Linked DNA regions of Homo sapiens: region 2 is linked to region 1. Evidence: chromatin loops called from intact Hi-C (ENCODE). Cell type or tissue: Caco-2. All regions are shown on one strand. Each heading gives the region's core, and the rest is flanking DNA. Links, peaks and the distances in the headings are about the cores only. Region 1 overlaps CPEB2 (cytoplasmic polyadenylation element binding protein 2). Region 2 overlaps C1QTNF7-AS1 (C1QTNF7 antisense RNA 1).

What was found. A loop is a pair of places that touch in the nucleus more often than their neighbours do. Peaks named below come from ENCODE experiments on the same cell type or tissue, not always from the same donor. Only the 100,000 strongest peaks of a DNase experiment are listed, where the experiment ranks them.
Region 2: it touches region 1 in a loop (29-fold over the local background); 2 of 110 quality-filtered maps call a loop at or near these places.

What each region holds. Positions count from the first base shown.
Region 1 is chr4:15,039,825-15,049,096 of GRCh38, forward strand. It overlaps CPEB2 (cytoplasmic polyadenylation element binding protein 2), which reads left to right. Exons shown (of 12, transcript NM_001177382.2): 6 at 640-663. All of the region lies in intron 2 of C1QTNF7-AS1 (C1QTNF7 antisense RNA 1), which reads right to left. Among named protein-coding and RNA genes, the nearest start is that of CPEB2, 42 kb to the left of the region's middle. In Caco-2, for the core only: a CTCF peak has its summit at 3,579; no DNase peak of the experiment used is centred there.
Region 2 is chr4:15,192,270-15,201,541 of GRCh38, forward strand. All of the region lies in intron 2 of C1QTNF7-AS1 (C1QTNF7 antisense RNA 1), which reads right to left. Among named protein-coding and RNA genes, the nearest start is that of CPEB2, 190 kb to the left of the region's middle. In Caco-2, for the core only: a CTCF peak has its summit at 4,940 (motif pointing left); no DNase peak of the experiment used is centred there.

The sequences.
Region 1 (9,272 bases), core at 322-8,321:
ATAGCTGTTATAACATATATTAAAGTGATAGAAAGCATTATTAGCTATAGTAATTTCTCTAAACAAGTTTAACATTGATTTCTTAAATCCTGTCTAATCTGTACAGGCTTCAGAGTATCAGTTTAATGGTGGTATATCTTCTCAGTCATCTGTGTCTTCTAGCACTACTTCCATGCAGGACTTGGTATAATGTAGATTGGATCTGAACAGCTATTTATTGGACTATATATGCCATACCATTCTTTATAATAAGTAGAAAAAATAAGCATTTAGTTCAAGTTGTTTCCATTCATTGGGAAAATTATTTGGGATGCTATTTACCGCAAAGTGTTGTATATTTCTGTCTTCATTAGCTGAAACAAATACTTGTGAATTTTAACACAAATGATAATGAAATGTGTGTTTCTTGTTAATTTCAGAGTTTTATATGATTCAGATGATATATATTTACCTATAAATAAAAGTCCTTTGTAGAATGGTAAAACATTTAAATCTTATATGGTGACATTGTCATTGCTCTTAAAACAAAGTAGCACTAATTTTCAGATGCCCACATAGCTTTTCGTATCAGAAATATTTGTATATGTGGGCTTATTTTTAGTTCTGACATTTTACAATTTGTGCTTTGTTTACATGCAGCAAGGAGTTATGGGCGAAGACGAGGTAATTCATTTCTGTTTGCTATGGTATAATTGTTTCTAATGGGGTTTACTGATCAATGTTGTAATTAATTACTCTAGATTTTTCATGCAATATCTGAAAACTCACACAATTGTATTTTGATTTGAGCACTTGTCGAAGTTTTTAATTTTAAATCTCCTAACCTTTGAACTGTATTTTTATACTAATTGTGGTTATTTAATAAATTTTCCCCTTTTAAACTGCTGAGATTTAACTCTAGTTTTTAAAGTTACTTCTGTATCTCTTAAAATAAAGCTGCTGTTTATGGTTTGTCTGCTTAAATATGTTTAATATTAGTGAAGTTAGCATGAAGTATGATTTTTCTGCTCTCTAAATGTGTAACTGTCATATTTATGATGTATAATTTACAGCTCTAGATTGTTAGTTTTATGTTGACCCAGTTGAAAATAACACACACCAAATAGATTATTTTTAACAGTGATTTATAGAAATCATGTTGCTTATATTTCTCTGTTTTCTAAGAATATAACCCCTTCTTTCCCTTTCTGTCTCTCACACACACACACAAACACATACCTTCTCCCCTTTCCTTTTTCCTTTCCCTCCCCCACAAAAGTATTCCCCACAGAGTTCTTGTGTGGTATCCTAAGGAAAGAGGACTATGTGATGCAAGACTATTATTGAACTTCCTAGGAAAGTAGCTGATGTTTTCTGTGGCTAAAACTTTGCTTCTCCCTTTTCCATGTGCAGACTAGTAGATGGGATGAGAGGAAGCAAAAGTATGCTACTAGATTGTTCTTTAAATGAGCAATAATCATGATGTTTATATTGTTAGGCTTATTCCAAGTGCCACACCGAATAAAAAGAGTTTTCTTTGACCTCTAAAAATCTCCCTTAAGCCATAGAGGATAGACAGGAATAATAGTGCCCTTTGATCACTTTTTTTTTTTTTTGAGACGGAGTTTCGCTCTTGTTGCCCAGGCTGGAGTGCAGTGGCGCGATCTCGGCTCACCACAACCTCTGCTTCCCGGATTCAAGCAATTCTCCTACCTCATCCTCCCAAGTAGCTGGGATTACAGGCATGTGCCACCACACCCAGCTAAATTTTTTATTTTTAGTAGAGATGGAGTTTCTCCATGTTGGCCCGTCTGGTCTTGAATTCCTGACCTCAGGTGATCTGCCCACCTCGGCCTCCCAAAGTGCTGGGATTACAGGCATGAGCCACCTATAGACATGTGCCAGTGCTTCCATTTCTTTTCAACTAGTCATGAATGTGTGTACTTTTTAAACAACAAACAAGCAAAACCATTTGCCACGACTGACAACCAAAACTAGTATTTTATATTCTTAAGTGGTCCCAATTTTATATTTCAGATTATCTGAATTTAACTTAATTTTTTAATATGGTTTTTTCAAATGCTTGACTGAATCTTTTGGTTCTTCAGTTTTCTAACTAAAAACTTAGAGGAGACAGACACTCAAGACTTAAAAAATTGAAGCTGAACAACTTTTCTAAAAACTTAGCAAGCTGAGAAGGGGGGAGCAGTTTAGAAGTTTAGTACCTATTTTCAAATCTATGGACTAGCTTATTTCACTATGCAATTTTAGTAATGGAGCTTCAGTTCTCTGAAACACAACCCACTTACCAGTCTGTGATTTTTAGGCATTTTGAAACTATAGAGCAATTCAGAATTCTTGCCTTGTTAAACATTTTTCATCTTTTACCTGTTGTGACTTACATTTAGTCTAATTTCGTATGCTCTCATGTAAATATCATGACCTAAGAAGTTCTTAGGAACAAGGTATTAGGAAGTAATGTTATTATTTGTCTTCATCTCAGTTCAATAATTGTAGATTATGATTATATTAAGAAAAAACAAAATTTTTTTCCCTGCTTTTATATAGGAACCAGCTATCATTCCTATATATCTCTATCCCCCGTAAGCCATAAAGACTTATTCGGCTTCAGAACTGCCTTCCTGCATTGGAAGAAGGAAGACTCTCACATGGTTTTAAGGCTTCTGATAAAAGCTTCCATTACGACAGAACTGATGGTTGGCATACATATTTGGCTTAGCATAAGGGGGAGTGAATGCCTGAATTTTCATCTCAAATTATATGGCCTTAGTAAATTATGAACACTAGCAGTCTACTTTTAAAATTTTGATTGTGAGAGTCACGTGAAAGGCACACTCATTAGAAATAACTACTGAGAGATTTTATCTGAATTTTAAAGTACACTGAAACGGTAAGTAATGCAATTTTTTTAAAACCTGCATACCAAAGGAATGACTCAGAAATGGCTAGTCACCTGGTTTTCTTCCTATTTTTTACTGTTTTTTCCTATTCCATGCTAGGTATAATAAACCTCAGACTGATAACCTTTTAACCACCAAACACCCCCTTTTATATAGCCTCATGTGTTAGATTTGATCCATCAAAGAAACTGCATTTATTTAGTAATTATTTTGTGAAAAATGAGTTGCTTATCTTCTGTTCATGTCGGATGTGTCACACTGAGTTGATATAATTTTTGCTAAAAATAAGTCATGGCTCTTCTACCAGTGCAATAATGGGTGAACAGTTATTTTCACAGGACATTCTGACTTTGACTTTTGTAGTCCTGTTCAGGAAGAACTGTTTTTCTTCTTTCAGCCCAGGCACGAAACTGTTTTCATTTAAAAGATTTCTCACTTGACTACAGTCAAATCAAGTTACTACCAAAATGACTTTATGTACTTGAATTTCTTAATAATGTCAATAAGAACTTTAAATAAAGCTAGCTCCAGATATTAATTTATGAAATATACTTTAGGAATAATCAAAATGTAATTATGCTAGTAGTAGTTAAGAAAAGCAGAGATTTCTGTCCCTGCTTTTTAGTTGGAACCTACTATCACTACTGTGTATCTCTATCCCCTGGTAGCCATAAAGAGTTCTACTTTAGAGCTGCCTAGGGGGCAGCATTAGGAAGGAAAACGGTTCATATGGGGAGCTGACTTTAATATATGGAAAACTACTTATCATTTGTATTTATTTTTTATTCATTGTTTCTTCCATTCCATTCTGAGAGTGAACATACTTGTCCAGGATTGAAGTAGGATGAGGGTTGTGAAGGGAGGCGTGAAGTGTAATTTAAGTTCGATCCTTTCAACTTAAACTATTTCTATAGCACAATAAGTTCCTTTAATAAAGGATTAAAGGGCTACTGTGTTCCAAAAGGAATAAAAATATATAGAATATTTTTAGTAATATAAATAAAAACGTAGTTTAGTTAATGGTTCTAAGACCCGGAAGGCAATCCTTTTAAGCAAGGAAACCCAGAGCTTGAGTTAGTAGATTACATATGGGATGAGAAGATAGGAGAAATAATTTTAAAGGGAGACAAATGATGGAAAGGTTAATTAGAGAAGTTTGATTTATTCATAGTGTATAGTCATTCAGACTTACGTGCTATAATAAATAAGGAATTATTAATAATATAGTATACTGCTTTGAAGTTGATCCAGGATTTTCAATTTGGAACAATTGTGAAGTACCCAGGGTAACTGTACACTCCCTAATAACATCACTGCCAGATATTTTTATGATGAAATCAAGGCTGAAATCCTTGATAAATAACTTCAATAATTGTGAGAGAGTGGGCAAGATCTCTGAAGCATGAAAAAAAAGCTGGGGTAACACTAATACAGGGGTCAGGAAACCATGGCCCGCAGGCCAAGGCTTCTGTTTTTGTAAACAAAGTTTTATTGAAATGCAGCCAGTATTTATTCATTGACTTTTGTCTGGCTGCCTTGAAACTACAATGATAGCACAGTTGAGTAATTCCAACAGAAAATGTCTGGTCTTCAAAATGTAAAATATTATATTTAATACTGACCCTTTAAAGAAAAAAATTTGCTGACCTCCCTTTCCTAACCTTTAAGAGACTGGTAGTGTCTGCTCTACACCTATACCCAGCAATATGAATTTTTATAGAAAACAAATTTTAGTAAACCTAATTTTAAAGCATATATATCTAGAAATTAAATAAAATTTACAAAGACATATAAGGTCATAGATTATAAATTTTTTAAGTAAATTATCTTCTTTATCCTTAATGAGAAAGGTACAAACCTATTGGAGCAAAACATTTTTAAGCCGTTAGTGTGTACATTATGGTGCCTTTCTCAGTTATTTGCAGAATCATACCCGAGTGTATTTGATTAAACAGATAATGCTGAAAATAGATCAATCTGAAATATACTTCTGTTGTTTTGATAGTTTTTTAAATTAATGTTTGGTAACATTAGCATAGCGCCCAGTGTCAGAGTTAGTAACCACCTATAACTTCTCTAACATACATGGATGTGTGCCGCACATACACCTACACACACACGGAGACCAGAGACCATAGGGGATAGCCATTATTCTCGTTTTGCTCTTCCTTCTCTTATTACTTCATTCATCTATAATCTTTATTATAACTACTATTTTGCCTTTAAAATTATACATTTTAGGTAGCAAACTTAATGTAAGCTATTATACTTGCATTTGTAGGTAGGGTTCTTGAACTCATAGTTAAGAATATCTCCTGTTTTCTGTATTTTACCTTAATATGGCCTTTGGAATATTTCTCTGTGCTTTTGGCTAAGCAAATATCTTCTACCGAAGGAAGGCTTTTTCCCTCTACTTCTTTTTCTCCTCTATCCTTTTCTGTCTATAACTATCTCATTCTTTGTAAATCATTCTCTTTTAAAGAACCTTTAATTAGAATCTCACTCCAGCCTGGGTTATAATTAATCTTCTCTGCTTCTAAATTCTCAGATGTTTTATCTGTATTTTCTATTACAAAACTTCAATTTGCCTTTCATTCATATGTATGTATCAGTGCTTATGTACATAAATATCTGTCATAAATACCTGTACATATGTGTGTATATATACACATATTCATACATATTATATATATATGAGCGTATATACATTTTAATTTAGACTCATGGGAGTAGCATTTTTGTGTAACGGTTTATTCTTGTTGCCTTGTAGTAGGGTCAATAATTTTGATTTGGGTTTCTTTCATAACAATGCAGAGAAATGAAGTGTTTGGAGTCAAGATCAAGTGATAATTTCTAAAATCAAAAAGCAGAAGACCATAAGCAAAAAAAATCTGCCACCTTAAACAATGCAAAACTGTAGTTTTAAATTGTTTTGAGTATAGGGTTTGCAAATTAATATCTTTAGGGTTCTCTTACTGATTTTAACGGCAAGGAAATATTACCTTTAAGATTATTTATCTGGTGAAATAAAAAACACATCTAACTCTTGTGGTAAGAGCCTTAGGAATAACCATATCAGCTCTTCTTTTAAAAGAAAAAAATAATTTCATAAGTAATTACTTTTAAATATTTATAAGTATCAGTCTCAAGTAAAAGAGAAATGATTAGCTTTTTGTACGGAAATTGTATAGAAAGGAAATTACAATTAGTAGTTTTTATCAGTTATTTCTTATTGGTGAATAACATTTTATTGTATGAATTTGTTTATCCATTTTCCTATTGATAGATGTTTGAGTTATACATTTGGTACTTGTTATGAATAAACCTTCCATGAATATTTTTGTACCTTTTTGTATGTGGGTGGACATGAGCACTCGTTTCTCTTGGATGTATAAGTAAAAGTGGAATTACTAGTTCATAGAGCAAGTATATGTTCAACTTTATTAGAAACTGCCAAATAGTTTCCAGTTTTATACCCCAGTAGAGTATGAGACTGTGTTGGCCTTTTTTTTTTGAGATGGAGTTTTGCTCGTGCTGCCCAGGCAGGCTGGAGTGCAATGGCCCGATCTCGGCTCACTGCAACCTCCACCTCCTAGGTTGAAGCGATTCTTCTGCCTCAGCCTTCTGAGTAGTTGGGATTACAGACATGCGCCACCACACCCGGCTAATTTTTATATTTTTAGTAGAGACGGGGTTTCACGATGTTGGCCAGGCTGGTCTCAAACTCCTCACCTCAGGTGATCTGCCTGCCTCAGCCTCCCAAAGTGCTGGGATTACAGGCATGAGCCATCGCGCCTGGCCAAGTGTTGGCTTTTTAATTTTATCCATTCTGGTGGTGTGTAGTCCCTCACTGTGGCTCTAATTTGCAGTTTCCTGATGACTAAGGATGACATCTAAGCACCTTTTCATGTGCTTCTAACCCATTCCATTGTATTCTTCTGTAAAGTTCCATTACAAGTCTTTTGCTCATTTTTAATTGGGTCATTTTTCTTCATTTATGGGAGTTCTTTATATATTTTGTCCTATTTTCCAGTAGCGTATTGCTTGCCATCCACTTTTTAACAGTATCTTTGATAAGCAGAAAAATGTCTAAATTTTAATAAAAATCCAATTATTTTCATTCACCATTAGTGTCATTTAGTCCCAAGAAATTATCACTACCCACAAGGTTATGAAGAAATTCTAGTTTCGTTGTTTTAACTTTTGCATTTAAGTCTGTGATCCTTCTTGGATTTATTTTTCAGTATGGTGTGATACAAGGATCAAATTTATTTTTCCCCCTCCAACTAGAAATCCATTTATTGAAAAGATTTACTTTTCCACATTGAACTGTATTGGTACCTTTGAAAAACATCAAGTGACTGTACATGTATAGGCCCATTTCTAGACTCTATTATGTTCCATTTATCTGTCTAATATCAGTTTTACAGTCTCAATAACTATAGCTAACTAGTGAGTCTTGAAACTTGGTAGTGTAAATCCTCCAACTTTGGCTTTTTGTTTGTTTGTTTTGTACGCTCTCCTTGATTGTTCGTAGGCCTTTGATTTATCATAAATTTTAGAACTGGCTTGTGAATTTCTAGAAGACAGTGTGCTGAGATTTTGGATGGATTGTATCCAGTCTGTAGATTGGATAATTTGGAAAGAATTTACATCTAACATGGTTTCTTCTGTTTATTCATTTATTTCATATTTTTAACATTTTTCCACAGCAAATTTTTGTCATTTTCGGTGTAAAAGTCTTACATATCTTGTGTTAAGTTTATTTGTCAGTATTTGGTGGGTTTGGATGAGGTATGGAAATGATATTTAAAATTTTTCCCAGTTTATTACTAGCATTTAGAAATAATTTGGTTTTTGTAAATTGAATTTGCATTTCTTCCCTAGATAAATACAATTATTTCTACTAGTTTGATTTCTTCGAATTTTACATGTACAATTATGTCTATACTAAGTAATTTTATTTTTCTTTGCCAGTGTTCATGACTTTAAATTATTTTTTTCATCTTCTTTGATTTGTTGTACCTCCAGTAGTACAATGCTGAGTAGAAATAGAGTGAACATCCTTCCAAACCTTCAAGAGAAACCATTTGATAATTTATTATTACAGACTTTCACTCTTTTTTTTTTAAATGCTCTTTATTGGATTGAAGAAATTCCCTCCTACTCCTAGTTTTCTGGGAGTTGTGGTTTTTTTTTTTTTAATTATGAATAGCTGTTGAGTTTTATCAGATGCATTTCCTACATTTATGGAAATAATTTTATGGTATTTCTATTTTTGTCTGTTTATGTAGTACAATTAACAGTAATTGGTTTTAAAATGATAAATCAATCTTACGTTCCTGGGGTGAACCCCACTTAATCATGATTTGTTTTCCATTTTTATCTATACTTCTGGATTCATTCTGCCAATATATTTTTTAGGATTTTTGCATTTGTGTTCATGAGGGATATTGGTATATAGTTTCCTTATGTTTTTGTCAGATTTTAGTATTGCACTTGTAAAAAAAAGTTGTGAAGTGCTTCCTCTTTCTTTATTCTCTGGAAGAGTTTGTATAAAATTGCCATTTTTTCTTCTTCAAAAGTCTAGTTCATTTGCCAGTAAAGCCATCTAGGCCTGGATTTTTCTCTGTCGGAAGATTTTTTTATTTTAAGTTATGACTTTCATTTTTTTTTAGCAGACAAAGAACTTTTCAGATTTTTTCTCCCTGTGCCATTTTTGAAAAGCTGCATTTTTCAAGGGATTTGTTTCCTCTAGTTGTTAAATTTATTACCATAAAGTGGCTAATAACATTCTTTTTAATCTTTTAATGTTTGTAAGTTCTGTGTTGATTGATGTCTCTTTTTTGTTACTTTATTTCCTTCATCGTACTTTCTTTGTATTTTATTTGCTGTTCTTTTTCTAGCTTTTTGTGGTAGAAACAAGATGATTTGTTTTAAGCATGTCTTGTTTTCTAATATGCTTTTAAAACTATGAATTTTCCTTTGAGCCTGGCTTTTGCTGCATTCCAGCAAAATGAATTTGTTGTGTTTCATTATCATTCAGTTTTATTCCTTTGAGGTGTAAGAACCTGAAAACATACGTATGGTATCCTTCTTAGAAAGCATGTTTAAAGTATACTACAGTGGTAGATATAACTTATTTAATGGTTCTCCTTTTATTGTCATATTAATTTGGAATATGATAAAAGGATAATTGGCAAGGTAAAAGGTCAGACTTTGTCAATGATATATATTCAGTTAACTCTTCTTTTAAATGAGTATTTAAATCTGTAGCTTTTATGGCTTCTTGAAAAAAAGCAGTCATTATTGTCCAACAGTGAAGATTCTTGTTAGTATGGCTAGTGTGCAAAATGTTCTTAAACTTTTCGT
Region 2 (9,272 bases), core at 817-8,816, 150 kb after region 1:
GGGACAGACATCCTCCTTCTCTTCTTGGTAATGTGTGAACTTAGGTAAGTTACCAAGCTGCTCTGACTGTCAGCACCATTATGCCAATCAAAATGGTCTTGACTGTGCAGATCTTTGACTACTTACTTATGGGGATCCTAGAGTGGACATCAGTGGGCAGCCCACTGAAATACTTCTTGAAATGTGATGAAAAATCTCTAGGTCAGCAGAAGAGAGGCCTGACATAAGCCATTAAGCAAGAAGATCAGGTATGGGTTTAGTTTTGTCTGCTTCAGCTTTGCAGCTGCACAAAATGAGTCAGTCTTTAGCCCAGCCAATGAAAGTCTTTAATTTCGGGTCTTTACACTGAGCCAGGAATTTAGGACTGTGTACTTAGTATTTTCTTTCTCTAGAAGCCACCACCCATTCACACATCTTAGAATTTCTTATAGCAAGTTCTACGGCAAGGGACCATGTGGTCTCCATACCTCATCTTCACTGGGGGTTTTATTACAGTTGACCATGCATGATAATTGGATTAATTGTTTTTGCCAGTCTCTGTCTTAGGTTGCCAGAGTCCCATTCCTCAACAAGAACTGGATTTTCACTATTCATAGCCCTAAGTAAACCAGACAACCAATGCCAATTTTTCCAGTGTCCTGAGGGTCTGCTGCTATAACCACACCACTTCTGGTATTGACAAATCCGGGTTCTTCAGTTGAGAAGATAATTCTGAGGAATCTACATAGGAAACAGATTGTCCAGAAGCATACCGGATAAGACAGGTTTTCTAGAGAAGACAGAGAACCAGACTCGGGAGCCATATAACTAAGAAAAATGTAAGCCACAGAAGTGGTTCCAGGCTGCCACTTCCTCTGGGTGGACACAAAGCTGGACTCCGGATGCTGCTACCAGAAACACTTCTGTGTCACCTCTGCAAGCAGGTGTTACTTTCTCTGTCTCTGCCTATGGCCAGGTAAGAGTGAGTATCGTCCCTGCCTCGAGGGACCACTAGTTTCTCATCCAAAGTCAAGGGACAGTTCTGAATGAAGGAGCCTAGGTCATTTGCTGTCCTAGGGTGCCTTACCCAGAAGCAGGCTCTGAGATAAGGGTTAGTATAAAAGTGGCTTATTTTAGAAGGGCTTAATAATGTATGATATGAAAAAATACAATATATGTTACAACAAATAAAATAGTCTAGCCCAGATTCAATTTTTGTATTTGGGAATCAGTGCAGTAGAGCCGAAAACTTTACTACAATGAGAGCATCTTGGGCCTAGATGTGGACACTAACCAGCTGCACATTCTTATTTAAGTAAGAGTGCCAGAAAAAAGAAACATAGAACTTTCAATTGAATTTATATTCCAGATATTTTGACAACAAAATATTGTTAGTATTTTTAATTTTTTAGCTTTTAGTTTATTGCATGGGACCTGCATATACTAAAAGTTATCCATCATTTTTAAAAACTGCATAGGATACTTAAAGCTATCATTGTATATCCAACACTCAAATTAACTAGGCTTTCCTTAATTTATTTGCTAAAGCTGGCAACCCTATATTTAGGTCACTTAACTTCTCTGATCCTTAATTTCATCAGCTGTGAAATGGTCTGATAGCCCATTAGTCCACAGGAGACACTCAGTAAGTAGTCGTGACTTTCAATTTTCTAACAGTTTACTCCTAATGCATATGGGGCAAGATCACATCTCGAAAGCACAGAGTTAAGGTGTTTTTATATTTCCTCCACTTTCTGAAACATGAGCCAGATCAATTGTTCCTTGATCAGATAGAAACCTGTAAGGCATGGATGGGTTGTCATTTAATGCATTGTCCATGTTCCAGCTGGCTACCTCCCCAGCTGGCCAGCACACATTATTCCCTGGGTTCAACTTTGCTCCTGGCTTGCAGGAGGCAGCTAATATCCAGGTCGGGCTGTTTGGCTGGTGTATTCTTCCCAATGACTTCCCCTTCCCTTGCCTCTTCTATCCATGACATTAAAAAAAAAAAATCACAGCCTCTTCTTTACCAAGCAGCTGCTTCCCCTAGGACTTACTATCTCTCAGGCTCGAGTTCCTATTGGGAAACCCATAAAAAGGGATGTTTAGACAACATGGGGCATTATAGTAATCACAGAACTCTGAATATTTGTTGGAAAAATAATTTATTAGGCTTATTACTTTTCAAAATATGTCTGTTAAAGCATTTCCAGGGATTTGGGGAAGAAAGGGGAAGGCAGTATCATGTGCTTGGTCTGTGATCTTCAAATGAAACCCACTTCATTGCAGTGTAAAATGCTTTCCACAGATTTTCACTTCGTCTTCATGGTAACTGGGAGCACAGTCCCCCACAGCATTTTCTGCTACGTTCTCTCTCATCTTGGTCTTTTCTGCAAGACTACCTAATGATAAGGGTGAGAGCCTGGGCTTTTTGTAAAAATATGACTCAGAATCTTCTAAGGAAATTAAGTTCACAGCTACCAGAAGAGGTCCTGCATAGGAGCTATTCATTTTCTGTGTGTGTTGACCTCTAAATTCTTTTTGTGTTTATTCATGTAACAATTACTTACTGAGCTATGTCTTAGTTTGGAGTATCCAGCATCAGATGCAGAGATCAGAGTGTGTATGAAAATGATCAGAGAACTCCCATGGAGGGATGCATGGTCTATTGATGACCCAGCTTCTGCCCTTCCAGACCCACCTCCACATCAATGGTGAGGACAGGCTGCTTGTAGGCCAGCGGTTGAAGACAGCGGGCACCCATATAGGCCCTTTCCTATGGGACACAGGACTCCTCAGGTGAGTGACTTAAGTTCAAGAGTCTGATCAGCCTGGTCAGAACTTTCTTAGGACTGCAATGCAATCCATGACTCTTCCAGCCCAATCCTCCTGCCTTCCCACCTCCTCACAAGGGCCAGATCAGCATCACCGTCTGAAGACTCCCTGCCTACCCCTCACCCTCCCGTTTACCCAATACACGTATTCCCCCAATGGGTTCCTTACACATTTGATGTTCTTTGGCATTTCTTCTCAGAAGACCCAAACTAATACAACATGCCATCCCAAAAGCACAGTGAGGGAGTGGGGAAAAGAGGCAGGGAAGAAGAGAGAGGCCACAGAGAATGTTGACAAGGCTACCTCTGTGGGCAACTCGAGGTTCAGACCTCCCCAGAACCTTCTGAGAAACTGCATGGAACTCGCCTCAGAATTCTACCCCTAAGCAGCAAGAAACCTGGAGTGTTTATTCACAACTCCTGTCCCTCCATGAGTGAGGGTCACTCCCGGGCATTAACTGGCTTGCACTCCCTGGCTTGCTACATCACCTTGTCAGGGGTGACCCTGGTACTGGGCCAGGAAGTCTGACTCCAGAGCCTAAATTCTTAACCACTAAGCCATGCCCTTCAAATTTATTACATTTGAAAGTTTGAATTTAAAACTAACATAGCATCTATCAGCTACTTTTTTTTTGTCCCCAATTAAGGAAAATTTGGCAATAAACATCTTTCTTACTAAAATATTTTATACAGCTGGGCGCGGTGGCTCACGCCTGTAATCCCAGCACTTTGGGAGGCCGAGGCGGGAGGATCACCTGAGGTTGGAAGTTCGAGACCAGCCTGACCAACATGGAGAAATCCTGTCTCTACTAAAAATACAAAATTAGCCGGGCATAGTGGCGCATGCCTATAATCCCAGCTACTTGGGAGGCTGAGGCAGGAGAATTGCTTGAATCCAGGAGGCGGAGGTTGCGGTGAGCAGAGATCGCGCCATTGCACTCCAGCCTGGGCAACAAGAGCGAAACTCCATCTCGAAAAAAAATTGCTAAAATATTTTATACTAGTAAAGTTGTCAATCTATCCAGCTAGCTGATAGAAGACCATGGCCTCTTACTCACTGTGTGACCTTGGGTAGATGACTTAACCTCTCTGTGCCTTAATTTCTTTATGGATCAAAAGCAGGTAACAGTCTGTCTTGCTGACTTTACAGGATTATTTTGAAGACCTTCAGAGTGCACGCTTATGAAACAGCTTTGTAATAAACTGTTAAGTGCCTTCCAAGTGGAATGGATTATCCTTCTTAGATAAGCTTGAACTTTCTCCTTCCCTGCTCTGCTCTACTTCGGAAACAAACGCATACACTGGCCACTCTGGCCTTCTCCTATCCCTGACCCCACAATGTTATAGGAGTTCTCCTCTGGTTCCTCCTCTGGTTCCAAAACCAGTTTCACAATCTCAACAGCACAAAATGTTTCATTCTATTCCAGTATAGCTTAGATAATATAGATAAGAATCTGTAATTCATCCTTCCTTGATCAATGTTCTTGACTGTTTCATGCTTGCCTGAACACGGTCCATTCAGTTGTAAAGCCAGAGGCTTAAGAACAATGAATGGTTTCAGAACTTTCTCATGTCAGTTAGGCAGCTTTTTCTTAATTCTCTCTTCCTAAGGAGGTTTCTAAAATCTTATTGGGTCATTCACCTCTTTGAGACTCTTATGAAAGGCAAGGCTCCTCTCCTTGGGAAAAATAAAAAATAAAAACATAAGCCTGTATACACACAGAGACCCACAGCCCCCAAGCCCTCACCACTCCCCAGCATACATATAAATTAAGTACAATTTTGTAGGTACTCACAGCCCTCCGAAACCTATAACTGAAGCTCCTTGGTAAAACATTTGCTCTCTGATGTCAGCTAGATCTAGTTTTACATACTGGTTGTATGTAAAATAGCTACCAATAATGCTGGCACACAGTAAGTATTCAATAAATAAGAGCTGTTTTTATCATTAATGTAACATTACCTTCTCCGGAAACATTACACAGTCCTGGGAAACGTTCAAAAAAAAGGGCTGGGCAGTTTCAAACAGATGGGACCATTTTCTAAAGAGAAGAGGTTTGCTTTAAACCTGGAAAGAGGCTAGTGTGTTGGTTCTCCCTCTGCTGGCCTGAGGTTAACATACATTCTTTGTTTTGATTGTGGTGAGTGTCCATGTACCCTGGGGAGAAGAAAATGGGGCCAGAGGTGGGAGATGGGCAGCTGGGGAGGTCATGGTTAGTTCTAAGCCATCGCGCATACTGGGAAAGCTAAGGACAGGGAGGATGTCTAACCCTTTGTTTATTATTCCCCAAATACTGTATTTGCTGAGCAAATGAGTATCTGTTATTAGGAGGCTTCATGACAATGAGATGAATGAATGAGATCCAGCCCTACTCACAAACCCTGGCCTCATCATCAAAAAGTTTGCCTTCACTTCCAGACTTGGAGTTATAGTTGAAATATGGGGACTCTGGATAATGGTTAAGAACAAGAGCTTTGGCCTCTGGGCTCCAGCTCTGCCCTTATTAATGGAGGGAATGATTTACTGGAACTTGAGCTCCCTGAGTCTCAGTTTACTCACCTGTAAAATAGGCGTAATAATAGTCCCCACCTTATGAGTATTAAATAGTATATCAGGTGCTTAGTGGAGAGTCTAGCAATAAAACAAACTTAATAAGTGGCAGATATTAGCATTATTTTGATTCTAACATAGGAATAGTATTTTAAAAGCCTTTAGTACATTTAAAATTCACAATAATCCTTGCTTGTTGTATGAGGTCAAAACACTTGAACTTGCTAATATTCAGCCACTTACAAAACCAGCAAATTTTCATATGGTTTAATGTAATAGAAGAATTGGAAAATTCATAATAAAAATAGAAATTATGCATAGTACCGCCATCCAGAGCTACACATTTGGGTGTAAGCTTCTGATATCTTGTCTATCTGTAAATAAGTCATGCTAATATGAAGTAGGAGTGCAATCCTGATCAGATCAGGTTTTCTAAAAATCCAGTCGGACTGCCAGGTGATCAAGGAGCAGTCAAAATGTCCCCCAGAAGATGCCAGGGTAATGGGCAGAGCCTGCGGACAGGAGAAGGGCATTGTTAACATCCACCGTGCTCGAGGGAGACCCTGGGTGTTCTGTTCAGTGTCTATACAACCCTTCCTGTAGCAGCACCCTCTGCCTGTTAAGGGCAGACTGCTGCCTCAGCAGATACACTTGGCCCTGGCAGCGAGGGATACAGCCTTGACAGGCGATTTCATCGGCTCCTTAGAGATGAGATAAATTGTAGCTTTGACTTTATAATTTCCCAACCACTTTGGGTAATCAGGGTTTCTGCTAGAGCACAATGACTTATTAGAGTAAAACCGTGGTAGGGTTAAATCCACCATCTCTCTTTATTGTCCCAAGCTTTTTGCCAACATAAATAACTCCTAGCTATTTTTGGAATGGAGATGTAGCTATCAAGCTGTGCACGGCCTAGCAAGGCTTCGTGATGCATATGAAAGCTTTCTAAATGTCCTGCTGCTCCTGTTAAGAGGGTAGAGGAGGCTGGGCCCAGAAGGGCCTGCTCTTTTCGTCTTCTGGTCCTGGAGTTGTTGAAACTCTTATTGATGCAGACACAGATTATCAATTGTCCTGTCACTCCCCATGGAGACTCTTTTCCCATTACTCCAAGTTAATGAAATAGTGAATGTGCCTGTGCAAAGAACGATGGGCTAGGAGATGAGAGCCCATGATTTAATCTCAACTTTGCTACCAGCTCTGTGACCAGGAGCAAGTTACCCATCCTCTCTGGCTTGTAGTTTCCTAAAAGAAAAACCCAGGGAACTGAGAGAGATGATCTCTAAGCTTTTTTCTAGTACAGTTTTCAAGCTCTCTGTATACCTAATGGAAATCCTTTCTCTCCTCTTTCAGTGAGTCTATGAACTAGGAAGTAATGAGGATCTAAGAGTCCAAGGGTCCAAGAGAAAATTAGAAGTTGTGGGAGATTATTTTGTTTATCAAGAACACTAATGAGAGAAGGAAAAGGCCCGTAAGATGGCAATGCATATATCTGACAATGGGCATATTCCCAACATATATAAAGAACTCCTACATATCAATGAGCAAAAAGGCAGACAACGCAACAGAAAAAGGGCAAAATAGTTTAATTAAAAAGGATACACAAACAGTGGATAAAGTTTAGAAAGATACTCATTAGTTATCAAGGAATACAAATTAAAACTACAAAGAGATGCCCCTCCACATACACCAGAATGGCTAGTGATGAAGCCAAGCACTAATGAGGATGCAGAGCACCAGGGACCTGCTTATACCTCAGGTGGGATAAAAAAAAATGGTACAACCATTTTGGAAAATGGTGTAATATTATCTATGAAAGCTGAACATATTTATAATTTATGACCCAGTAGTTTTACTCATTAGGTATATACTCAACAGAAATGCATATACTCATCTCTTAAAAGACTTGTACAAGAAAGCAGCATTATTTGTAAGCAGCTAAAAACTGGAAACCACCCAAATTTCCATCAACAGAAGGACAAATAAATAAATGGGTATATTTGCACAATGAATTCTAAACAGCAATGTGAGTAGACTACCACCAAGCACAACTTGAATGAATTTCAAAATATAATTTTCAGCAGAATAAACCAGACATAAAAGGGCATATTACATAATTTCATTTAAAGGAAAAACTCACCTCTGCTATTACATGTCAGGGCAGTAGTTTTCTTGGGGTTATGTAGTGACTGAAAGGGAATAGAAAGGGGCTCCTGAGATGCTAGCAATGTTCCATTTCCTGAGCCAGGTCTTAGTTATGGAGATGTGCTTACTTTGTAAAAATTCATTGAGCTGTATATTTATGATATATATAATTTTGGGAGCATATTTTATACAACAATAAAAATGTTTTTACTTGAAAAAATAGAAAAATATGAATTCTGTGATATTTTTGGTATTGTTTTCTTAACGCCACCCCAGAGGCTTTTTTTAAACCATTCTAACGTCCGTTGATCTTTTTTTTTTCCAAGCTTGCTCTGTATCACATAACCCAGAATTTGATAACCGGCTATCTTTTTATGGTTCTCTGATTGTTTCATTTGCTAAAATCTTACCCTGTCAACTGCATTGTGAGTTCTAGAGCCTGGTAGCTATGCCTTTTACTACTGGACTCCGGAAAGCAAAAAATGTAAAACCTTCCTATTTGTCCCTCTGGTTTCCATTATTTAGTGCACCCATATTCCCATGTGCTATTACACAGCCCTCAGTCCTGGCTTTTTCTATACTTGTGCCATGGATTTATAAACCTGCCAGTTTTTTCTATCCCTAAACTTCCCACTTATAACATCTGCAGAATAACCTGCCTTTTTTCTCTTGATAACTGTAGCTTTATGGTTTAGTTCTGTAAACTTAGCAGCTGACCAAGCTAAATACTATGCTATGCTGCAGGGAGGTATAGGTAATAACAGCAAGTCCCTGGTCCCAGGAGTTCCTTGGATGGCCAGGAAAGACAGCCTCCTCAATGCAAAATGTCTCATCAATGCATTAAGTAGATAGAAAGAAAGAGAACAATTACCCAACCCAGTCATGGGTGGCTCAGAGAAGGCTTCCAGATGAAGGAGTCACCTTAGAATCACCTAAAGGACGAATAGGGCTGGGTGCAGTGGCTCACGCCTGTAATCCCAGCACTTTGGGAGCCGAGGCGGGTGGGTCACCTGAAGTCAGGACTTCAAGACCAGCCTGGCCAACATGGTGAAACCCCATCTGTAATAAAAATACAAAAATTAGTTGGGTGTGGTGGCGGATGCCTGTAATCCCAGCTACTTGGGGGGCTAAGGCGGGAGAATTGTACCCGGGAGGCAGAGGTTGCAGTGAGCCAAGATCACACCATTGCACTCCAGCTTGGGCGACAAGGGCAAAACTCCACCTTAAAAAACAAAAAAAAAAAACAAAAAAAAAAAACACAGAATTTGGCCAAGTGAAGAGAGTGGAAAATCTGTTCAGGTAGATGAGACAGCAAGTGTAAAATCACAGAATCATGAAACAGCAGAGTGTCTGTGTGTACCAGTGTATGTGTGTCTGTATCCATATTTGTGTAAGGCAGGGTTATTATAACCAGTTGGGTATCTCTGGCTTCTAGATAGAGAGGCTGGGAAGGCATAAAGTGGGCAAGGACAGTATGTGGAGATATAGAAGTAGATGGGGGGCCAGGTATTGAGGAGCCCTGAATCCTAAGCTGATGAGCTTGGGTCTTATGATATGGAACAGGGGTAGGCAAACTAGAATGGCAGCCAAATCCAGCGACCTGTTTTGTAAATGAAGGTTTATTGGAACACAGCCACACCCATTCATTTAGGGATTATTTGACTGCTACACAGCAACTGCAGAGTTGAGCAGTTGCTCCTGAGACCGTGTGGCCCAAACTTTGACAACTCCTTGTTTTGGTTTGAATCTGTGTCCCCACCCAAATC